Regions from separate parts of the Homo sapiens genome. Here regions 1 and 2 are each linked to region 3. The links are chromatin contacts, found by Hi-C or POLR2A ChIA-PET in ENCODE. All regions are on one chromosome and are shown on one strand. The core of a region is the stretch at or near the end of the contact, and the rest is flanking DNA. Distances in the headings are between cores, read along the strand shown.

Evidence for each region. A loop is a pair of places that touch in the nucleus more often than their neighbours do. ChIA-PET counts read pairs that join two places held with the same protein, here RNA polymerase II (POLR2A). Pooled maps may share reads with other maps.
Region 1: a loop to region 3 is called in a map of CD4-positive, alpha-beta memory T cell, with 2.8 times the contacts of the local background. The contact joins two enhancer-like sites. A Hi-C loop is called at or near these places in 1 of 168 maps with a recorded cell type or tissue (CD4-positive, alpha-beta memory T cell) and 5 of 50 pooled maps. POLR2A ChIA-PET finds 5 or more read pairs at or near these places in 3 of 52 experiments (activated T-cell, common myeloid progenitor, CD34-positive and endothelial cell of umbilical vein).
Region 2: a map with no recorded cell type shows a loop between it and region 3 (2.1-fold over the local background). The contact joins two enhancer-like sites. A Hi-C loop is called at or near these places in 2 of 168 maps with a recorded cell type or tissue (cardiac septum and posterior cingulate gyrus), 4 of 37 single-sample maps with no recorded cell type and 9 of 50 pooled maps. POLR2A ChIA-PET finds 5 or more read pairs at or near these places in 3 of 52 experiments (AG04449, Panc1 and activated CD4-positive, alpha-beta T cell).

What each region holds. Positions count from the first base shown.
Region 1 is chr13:23,964,525-23,968,006 of GRCh38, reverse strand. The region is part of intron 4 of LOC105370115 (a long non-coding RNA gene); the gene reads right to left. Among named protein-coding and RNA genes, the nearest start is that of C1QTNF9B, 69 kb to the right of the region's middle. Within about 2 kb of position 1,251, at least 5 of the 41 ENCODE cell types and tissues checked have a DNase peak (open chromatin) inside an H3K27ac peak, as active enhancers do.
Region 2 is chr13:24,125,962-24,129,422 of GRCh38, reverse strand. It overlaps a transcript of SPATA13 not described here. Among named protein-coding and RNA genes, the nearest start is that of SPATA13, 33 kb to the left of the region's middle. Within about 2 kb of position 2,207, at least 5 of the 41 ENCODE cell types and tissues checked have a DNase peak (open chromatin) inside an H3K27ac peak, as active enhancers do.
Region 3 is chr13:24,049,299-24,052,922 of GRCh38, reverse strand. It overlaps LOC124903136 (a long non-coding RNA gene), which reads left to right. Exons shown (of 2, transcript XR_007063723.1): 2 at 551-737. It also overlaps a transcript of SPATA13 not described here. Among named protein-coding and RNA genes, the nearest start is that of SPATA13, 110 kb to the left of the region's middle. Within about 2 kb of position 2,367, at least 12 of the 41 ENCODE cell types and tissues checked have a DNase peak (open chromatin) inside an H3K27ac peak, as active enhancers do.

The DNA.
Region 1 (3,482 bases), core at 2-2,501, 84 kb after region 3:
AAACACACATGGAACAGAAAATCAAACACATGTTCTCACTCATAAGTGGGAGTTGAACAATGAGGACATGTGGACACAGGGAGGGGAACATCACACACTGGGGCCTGTCGCAGGGTGGGGGTCTAGGGGAAGGATAGCATTAGGAGAAATACCTAATGTAGATGACAGGTTGATGAGTGCAGCAAACCACCATGGTACCTGCACATTCTGCACATGTATCCAATAACTTAAAGTATAATAATAATTTTAAAAAGGCCGGGCATGGTGGTTCACTCCTGTAATCCCAGCACTTTGGGAGGCCGAGGCCGGTGGATCACAAAGTCAGGAGTTCGAGACCATCCTGGCTAACACAGTGAAACCCCGTCTCTATTAAAAATACAAAAAAGTTAGCCAGGCTTGATGGCACACGCCAATAGTCCCAGCTACTTGGGAGGCTGAGGCAGGAGAACTGCTTGAACCCAGGAGGTGGAGGTTGCAGTGAGCCGAGATTGTGTCATTGCACTCCAGCCTGGGTGACAGAGCAAGACTCCATCTCAAAAAAAAAAAAAAGAAAAATAGAAAGTAGGTAAAATTAATTGTAATAATATATCTCATTTAACTAAAAAAAAAGTGCATTACTAGACACTCTTTAGGGCTGTAATAATTCCAATAAAATACTCTAAGGAATACTTGCCCCAGTAACAGCATCTCCGCCGATAAACTGATGACAACTCTGACTTCATGCCTTTGGAACCAATAAACTCTGTTCCTAAGTAGGTTACATGAACCTCTCTCTTCCTGCTAAAAAAAAGCGTCCCTTTACCTTTCAGCAGATGGCACTTGTGGGTTGCCACTCTGTGAATCTCTGATAAACCACTTTTTCCACTCCTGAATAAATTCAACATATCTGGAAGTAAGATTCTTAAGTGTCTTTTTTTTTAGGTTGACATACTCTGTGGTCAGAAGTGGGATGAAACAAGGGTACCTTTAAAACAGATCGGCAACCTTTGGGACAAGACGAGGTACACACAATTGAGCTGTACTTCCGCGGATTGCCTTTTTTCTACCCAGGTACATCTCTCAGGTCAGGCTTCCTTCCTTTGATAGCAGCTGTCTGTTGAGCTTATTTAGGACCTGAGTGGGTTAAGTCACTGTAGTAAAGGCTCTCGTATCCCTTCTGGGACTATAAAAGACTTTTTATGTATTCTGGCAAGTCACGCAAACTGTCTTTTTACTAGAAATGACTTGCCAGAATAGATAAAAAGTCTTTGTTTGTGTTTCTGATCCTGGTAAATGAACTTTTGGTTTCAGTTTTGTTCTGAGTTGTTAGCATATTCTTATACATTTGTTTACTGCTTGCTTTTTCCCCCATTTGTTTCTGAACATCTTTCAAGAACAAAATTTGCTTTCTAAAATGGTAGGCAAGGGTTGACCCTTTAAAAGCCATTAGGGTAGTTGCCACCATTCTGTGAGGGATGTCAGTCTCCAGAGAAAAAGTCTGTTGTTAGAATCAACTGGTACAAAGACAGAGAAAAGTATCACTTGGGGGCCTGCCAGTTAAAAAAAATCATGTATCCAGGGAAAACTTGGTCATGGGGTGCGGGATGGGCAGTCAGTGCGCAGGCTGGGGCCAAGTCAGACAAAAATCCTGTGCCAGGCACACTAAAACAAGCACCGGTCCAAACCCCTAACATACAGAAATCGGCAAAGTTTGCAGGTTAAATCACTGCCCAGGTAGCGTCGGTCAGCATGGAGTACTCTGATAGATATGCCACCAATCAACAAGATACATAAAAGAAGAAAGATTTCAATACCTCTCCTGCTCAACTCAAGATAAAGATACAGGGAGGGAGATGGGACAGATGTCTTAATAACATCAAACCAAAAAACCCATGGGGTCTTTTGTTTTTGTTCTTGTTTTGTCATGTAAAGAATGTATCCATGCATTAAGGAATGTTTTTGCTGTGATTAAAAATAAAGAGTTGTATTTTTGAAAAGAATGTCTTATCTCTTTGAGGTATACACTTGAAGTGGTTGCAAATTAAAGTATATGATGTGCAAGTTTGTTTTAGAATAACCTGTCAAAGTGGGAGGGGGTGAGTACATATGAAACAAAATTGATGAAGTTGGTAATGGCTGAAGGTGGAAAATGAGTTTAACTCTTTTATTTTTTGCATGCTTAAAATCTTCCACGATAAAAATGTTTTAATGTAGCTATGGAACTATACAGGAAGGAATACATCTTCAAAAACAAGCTTTCTACTAATAGAAGAGCCACTAACAGTACTAATGGTACTCTAGTAATAGACTATCAATTTTTTACTGTATTTATCCCCTTGTTTCAGACTCATCTGTTTCTGTGTTCATCATTCCTTCTAGGCGGTGTTTCTCCATCTCAGCACTATGGACATTTGGAGTCAGATCGTTCTTTGCTAGGGGGTTGTTCTGTGCACAGCAGAATGTTTGGCAGCATTCCTGGACTCCACCTACCAGATGCCAGGAGCACATTTGTTCCTTAACCCCTATTTATAACAATCAAAAACACCTACAGACATTGCCAAAGGCCCAAGGAGAGGAGAGGGCACTCGAAATCACTTAGACATGAGCCATCTAATGCCATCCAATTAGATCAAATGCCTCAAGGAGCGTTGTCAATTTTGCGCTCCTGGTGATGAAAACAAGGATTGGTACATACTAAGTGTTGACTAAAAATCTAGTGAATAATTAGGTTGGATGCCTTACCAGAAGCCATAGGTAAATAGAAGTATAAAGGAAAATAAACATAAAGTAAAGCTGGGTGGCAGTTCAGTTTGCTGACAATGGCATCAAGTTTATTCTTGAAGAATTGTATGTTAAAAAAAATCTAACTAATGTGGTTTGTTATCAGTAGAATTTATTAACTGTAATTTTAAAATTATATGTCAAACATTTATATATATTTGTTAAACACATATTTATATTTAGTTAATAATAAAATTATACACACACACACACACACACACACACACACACACACATATATATATATAATCTTTTTTGAGACAAAGTCTTGCTCTGTCTCCCAGGCTGAAGTGCAGAGATGGGACCATAGCCCACTGCAGCTTCCAACTCCTGGGCTCAAGTGATCATCTTGCATCAGCCTCCCAAATAGCTGGGACTACAGGCACCACCATGCCTGGATAATTTCTTTCTCTATTTTTGCAGAGATGGAGGTGTTGTTATGTTGCCCAGACTGTTACTGAATTCCTGGCCTCAAGCTATCCTCCTGCCTTGGCCTCCCAAAGCCCTAATATTTTATATAAAATGTGCATATTACTGTATTAGGCTTGAATGTTATTACTCTCAATTATCCAAACTTGAATTAAGTCCACTGCCTGACAGATGACATTAACATATCATAGTATTTACTTATCCAGCAATCTCAACTCTCTCAATTCATTCACGCTGTTCTTACAAAATACCATAAACTGGTGGCTTGTAAACAACAGAAATTTATTTCTCAC
Region 2 (3,461 bases), core at 958-3,457, 77 kb before region 3:
TCAACGATTCTCTGGACAAGCCTTGTTCTGTGTGTTTTGGCAATTTTTTTCCATCCTGAAACATGGAAGTTAAAAATAATTGAGCATGGGAATTGAAGGATGAAAGTCAGATCTGGGATTCCCTTTCCCTCATGCTCACATGGGACAGACGCTGTACTCAGACTTTGATGGTTGGCTGCTCCTCTGACCCCCAGCATTCAGCGTGGACTGTGGAAACCCACCCGACACTAGCACCAGAGTCTGGACAGTTCCTTTTTTCAGCCCACACCACCTGGACTTTGGATTGAAAGCCCATGCTGCAGAAGCCACTTCTTTAAAGTATAGGATCATTAGAAGTCAGCCTATCAGAGGAATTCAACAAACAGATGGTGCGGTGCCACAGGGTGACAACAACAGAAAGGGTCACTTACCCCGGTGTAGAGTTTGTCACCCACTTTTGCAGCAGTCACACAGATGGGCTGTTCTACTAAGCCTTTAGTGGAACCAATCATTACTTGATCTTGGGTGAGAAAAAAAAGTATAAAAAGGTTTTAGCTCACTTGTTTTCTTGCCAGATCAATTGGTAATAAAATGACATTTTGCTTGCAAGAAATGTAAGCACAATGCGATTATTCTACAAATAAGTGCAAGTGGCTAACCTTAGGTACGTATTTTTTAAGGGAAGTAAGCAGTTTTTTTTTTTTTTTTAAATAAGGTAGGACTTTTTTTATGTTTAAATTCTCCTGAAATATACTTTTTGGTTCTCTTGCTCCCGGGAGTCCTGTTTCCACAACAAGGCCTGTCCACATCAGCGAGGAGTGTTAGAATGCAGATTTCTGGGGCCCGGCGTGGCTGTGGAGGCCTTAGTTTGGGATGCCGAAAGACAGGCTATTCTCAGAAAGCTACCTGAGGCCTGAGAAGCATGACCTGGACCCATGCACTTTCCTAATGGCTCTGCCCCACCATTTAATTACCTCTGAGCAACACCCTTCTCTTCACCTAGCTAGCCAGAAGCCAGAAAAATCTGACCGTACATTGGGGTTTGAATAAATTAAAGTGGATGCATTAGAACATCTTGAAACCTTTGCAGAGCAGGTTAGGCAAGTTCCAGAAGGACAGACCTGGCAGAGCATTTCTGGTGATGAAGCCACAATGTCCTTTCCTGTCCCACGTGTAGGTCACCCCTCCGGGCACAAGGACAATGTCCAACTGGCCATTGTGGAGTCCAATTCTCAGGGCAGTGGGCTCGATTCTGGGACAGTCCACTCTACTGCTGCCTGTAGAAGGTGCTTTCTTCCTCCGAATAAAGCCCCAGGACTCCAGGATTTACAGTTGATATGTCAGAGGCTCAGTCCATCCAGAGCCTTCCCTACAAGCAAAAAGCTTCCCCACCCACCTTGAAGAAATTCACAGACATCAAAAGATCATTGTGTGGCACATGGGTTAGCCCTTGAATTACAGAGCAATTTGCTGTCATTTACTGTAAATGCTGTTCGTTCATTACATCATCATTCTGCCAACGGAGGCATGAGGAGTACCTGGATGCAAACTCAATTCGGTAGGAAGAGTAAGAAATAAATGAAGCTGTACCAGACTTGATGCCTGTCTTGTTTTTATTCCTTGCTGTGCAATTTAAATTTATGATACCATTGTCTTTGAACTTCAAATGTTAAACTTGCTCACAAGTCAGTATTTTTTGCTTTTTTTCAGAACCTGATCACTGTTCAGCAACCATTGATGGGCGCATATTATCTGTATGGAGATTTACCAATGCTTTGTGAGAAAACAAAAATGCCTGTTCTCAAGAAACTTACCAGCTATGGGCTGGAAGGCTCTAAACTGAACTTGAATGACTCATCACAGTCATCTCATTTCTTGAGCTCTTGCTGTGCTGGAGATCTTCTGTCTCCTTGGTTCACTCTATGGTTCACCCTTCTCCAGCTGCTGTCCCCAGAGGCTGTTCTCAGTAGACTACCTACGGGGGCTCCCCTACCCTCTGGCCTCTGGTTGGATTTCAGCAATGGGGAGGGAGCCCAGGCAGGGAACTGGAGGGAGAGAGAAGGAAATGACGCTGGTTGTCAACTCCTCCCTGCTGGTGTCATTGTGGGATGGCTTTGTCTCTTGACTAAAGGTCACACAGTACCTGCAAGGCAGGTTCTGGCAATGCCCTACTCCCACCCCCTCAGAGCTGGAGAGGGTGGCCTCACTGCTACCAGCCTGGGTAAGCTCTGTCCCTGTTGCTTCCTACCCTGGCCACACCTTTGTAAATAACTCCCTTATTAAACAGTCCTCTAGTCATCCCCCTTCCTGCCAGGATTGACTGGCATTTCTACCTCAACACTGGTATTCTCCACTTAAATCCTCAATGCTTTAAGGAGGTAATATTACTAACTTCATTATACAAACCTCGGAACTGGTCTCAGAGAGATGAGATAAGACCACACATTAGATAACAAATGTGAAAGGATTTAAACCCATTTTTGTTTGATTTCACAATCTCCAGTCTTCCCATTATGATCTCTAGAGAGAGAAAACGTTTAGGGTAAAGATTCCTAGAGCTGCTAAGTTAATAATAAAAATAATGGACTGAGTGCAGTGGCTCATGCCTGTAACCAAATCCCCAAGCTGACAGGCCAAGGCAGGTGGATCTCTTGAGCCCAGGAGTTTGAGACCAGCCTGGGCAACATAGTGAGACTGCATCTCTACAAAAAAATATAAAATTAGCTGGGCATGGTGGCACACACCTGTAGTTGCAGCTACTCAGTAGGCTAAGGTGGGATGATCCCTTGAGCCCAGGAGCTCTAGGCTGCAGTGAGCCATATTCATACCACTGCACTCCAGCCTGAGTGACAGAACCTGTCTCTGTCCTGCGCCCTGGGAGTCTGTCTCTCTCTCTCACACACACACAAATATATATACGTAAATGCTTATTTTTCGCTCACTTTCTCTTGCCAGGGAAACTCCAGAATAGACACAATTGTCGTGGGTTTTAAGGGACATGAAGGAGAAAGTTACCCAAGTCCAACATCTACTGAGGAGCAATCTGTCAGCCCCACAGGTCAGAGCAGAGTGTGGCAGTCATAAGTCCAAGATCTGCTTGTGAGTCCCTCCATTTCCCATTAAGTTAATGCTGTGAAAAACTGTTTCATTGGCCTTAGGCTGTACCCCACCTCCAGCTACCCCTCCCCCAGACTCAATCATGGGTCACAGCCGCAAAGGCTCCCCATGGCTCCTGCCCCCATGACTTCATCCTGGAGAGGAAGTCCCTGTAGCAAGTGAGGGCAGAGAAGTGAGTGGAATTCCAGCAGGATCTTGCAACAGACTGGGAGTGGAGGAAGATGCTTTCTCATCACTTCTAGAATGCATCAGAAAGGAAGATGCAAGACTCTCGCCTGTTTGATACAGGGCTCCTGGCTCCCCTGCTCTATTCGTACCTCCCCAAGAACCACAGGGCCCAAGCCAGGAGCAGAGCCAAAGGCAGC
Region 3 (3,624 bases), core at 1,118-3,617:
TGCAGGAAGCTAAGTGAAACAATTTTCCACAGAAAGCATGAGACATGTAGTATAAATAATGTGGTGGGCAGGGCACAGTGGCGGGGAGGATCCCCTGGCGGCAGGGGGAAGTGCTGCACGGGCCCCTGAGCTGCTGGCTGCCTCCCGCCACAGGAACGCAGTCGTGGGTCCAAGGCCAGGATGCTGAATATTTATATTCTGTTTATAAAATATGCCTTTTATTGAGAAATTTAGACACACTCTACTGTGTCCAAAGAGTCCTTAAACTCACATCCTTTCCATTTTCCATGTTCTCTTGTCACCAGGCCAGTATCCACAGCCTGGCTTTCATCTGGAAACGGGAGGGTGAGGAGAGGTGCTGTGGTGGAGATTCCTCACAACTGCCCAGAACATTAATGTCTCACATCATGGGTTTAAAAGAAAAAAAAAAACATATATTTCTTTTTATCAATAGTTAGAACCCTGAATGAAAGTGTTGGTCATTCTGAATTTTCTAAAATTTATTTTTATTTTTTAAATAATAGTTTGTTGTTGTTGTTCTTGTTTGTAGCGATGGGATCTCGTTAACGCTGCTCAGCCTGACCTCAAACTCCTGGCCTCAAGCAATCCTCTGGCCTCAGCCTCTCAAATTGCTGGGATTATAATCCTGAGCCACTGCACCAGGCCTATTCAGAATTCTAATATGCAACTGATTCTTAGTGATAACCAAGAAATAAAGACTTGGAGCTCAAATTGTGCCCGAGGCCTGCGATTCTTGAGAACCGTGCTTCCTCCTCCCTTTCTTCCATTTGGAATTGCGTTAAGCACAGAGACCCGAGGAGCCTGGACACAGCACAGGATGCTGGTGTAAGAAGCCAAACCCTGCGTCCAAACACAGGGACTCCTCACCAGCTGGTAGGGCTTCAGTGCACGCAGAGGAAGCCAAAGGACTGGCAAGGTGCACAGATGAGGTGGGAGGACCAGAGCCAGGACGTCTGAACCTGGTGAGGAGCTGCAGGGGTGGGCCGGGGCTGAGGAGGAGGAACAGGTGCCGGGGAACTCCTAGGACCCCAGGCTGGCGGCCACTGCCTCCTCTGTCCCTTGGGCATCTCCCTCTGCCCTGCCCTGGAGAACATAACTCTTAGCAGGCTCTTGCAGCCTAGACTTTTGATAGCACTGCTGCCTCTGACTCCAATCGCTACCACTTCCCCCCTAAAGCTCCCACCTCTGAAGATTCGCCTCATATCATCTCCTCTGTGTAATCTCTTCTCAGCTTCCCCTTGCCCCTAAGTCCCCACCCCTCCATCCCCAAACAGGGAGCATTGTCTCCGCTGGCTCCACTCTACTAGACCAGCAGGGAGACGGAGGAAGCATTTACTCCCTGGCTTCCTTCTATGGACCACCCACTGGGCATAATCTCCTCCCCTAAGGGTTGGGTGTGCATGAGTATGTCCCAAGTGCCATCGCCCAGGCAGGTGCAAGGATGTGTGAAACTGGAGGCGAGAGCCTGGCAGGCTGTACCTGGTGTGGCTGAAAGGAGATAGGGAGGGATGCCAGGCAGTCCTTAAGAGGACCTGGGGAAGATTCATCTTCAACCCCAGACAAGGGTCATTCACCTGAAATGCCAGGACCAGGAAGTCCTGCCGGCTGCAGGCACAGCATGTCCAACGTGATTGGAAATCACTTCCTGCTGTTCATGTCCTCTTGGAAGGTCAGGTGGCCACTGCAACAAGGTATGTGCTGCGTGGAGACTGGGGAGCAGAACTAGGGTCTCCAAAAACTTCAGGAGGCTAGCCCCAGCAGTGCTCACTTGGAGTTCATTTGCTCAGTGACATTCATAAAAGGTGGGGGAAATCCGGAGAAGGAAAGAGGTGCTCCCACAGCTACCCAGCTGGTGGATGGCAGATATGGGTCTATAGCCTGCTTAGCTCACAGTACACTCACCTGCAAAAACAGCTGGAAAACCCTCAGGTAACACAACTCAGATATTTTAGTACTGAAGTCAGCAAATAGCACATTCTTTTGAGAAGTGGGTAAGGCCTCCCAGGACAGTAAAGCTGCACCAGTTTAGGATGCTTGCCCCTTTATTTGGGTGTCTGAGTGTTACACAAATGACTGCCACTACCACACGTGGTGGGTGGCATGAGGCACCTTGGCCATAAAGTCCTGCCAGCGCGGGAGTCACAGACCATGCTCGTCAGCATTATGCATGGTGCCTGCACTTGGAGCAAGACAAAGGCAAGTTTTAGAAAATGCCTCCACATCCCTGCATTGGAACTTCTGGCTGAGGCACAGCACAGAAAATGCCTTCGCCTCTTGTGGATTCTTGTCCAGGGCTGAGACCTGGCCAGCTGCCATGCTGTGTCCTGGGTGCTGCTCCAGCCACATGCCAGCTGGGTCCCTCCTCCTTTCCTGTCTGTGTGCCTGACCAGGGACAGTGGCCCCTAAGCTATGGCTCCTGGGTCTCGAATCCTATACAGCATGAGGCAGCCCATCCGTGCTGTTTTTGTTTTGTGTTGATGCTCTCCTCTTATAACAAGGATATCTGATTTCTTGTGAGGATGAGTCAAGCGGGGAAATTTGGCTCCGGAAACTGACTCGTCAGCATTATCAGATTTCAAGGAACTAGAGTGCATTAAAGATTTTAGTCTTTTGTTACCAACTAAAAATCAACTTTCTATTTTTTAATATCTATTATACTTAACAGTTTCTCATAAATTCATGGCCATTATCAATACTGTGACTTCCCCAGATGGTTCAGAAAGAATCTGAAAGGCCTGGCATGGTGGCTCACACTTGTAATCCCAGCACTTTGGGAGGCCAAGGTGGGTGGATCACAAGGTCAGGAGTTCGAGACCAGCCTGGCCACACAGTGAAACCCTATCTCTACTAAAAATACAAAAATTAGCTGGGCGTGGTGGTGGGCACCTGTAATCCCAGCTACTTGAGAGGCTGAGGCAGGAGAATTGCTTGAACCGGGGAGGCAGAGGGTGCAGTGAGCTGAGATTGTGCTACTGCACTCCAGCCTGGGCGACAGAGCAAGACTCTGTCTCAAAAAAGAAAGAAAGAACGAGTCTGAAAATGTCTGCAAATGGAAAGAATCCGATTTCCCTCTTCCTGGTTTGTAAAGGGCCCTGCAGATACTGTCTGTTGGCTGCATGACAGACACTTGAGGTACTTTCTTCAGGATATTTACACATGTGGTGCACATGCCTTGCTGACAAACAGATCATCCACTCCCTTCACAGCCCATCAGTTTCGTGTTTTTAGTAGCCTGAGGTTGGTATCATTGCATGTATATTACAGACTCCCTATACAGGCCTCCTAGATATTGCATGTACTGCTTAAGTTGCATTACAGCATGTTACATTTTAAACGTTACTGTGACCACCAACACCTTCTTAGGTCTAGTCATGCATTTCTTACTAATGGGGCTACATTCTGAGAAATGTAGGCGATGTTGTTGCTGTGTGAACAACACGGAGCGTACTCACACAAACCTAGATAATGTAGCCCACCAAACAGCGAGGCTGCACGTTGTAGCCTATTGCTCCCAGGCAACAAACCTGCACACGTTACTGTACTGAGTACTGTAGGCAGCTGTAACACAATGGTAAGTATTCGTGCATCTAAACACACCCAAAT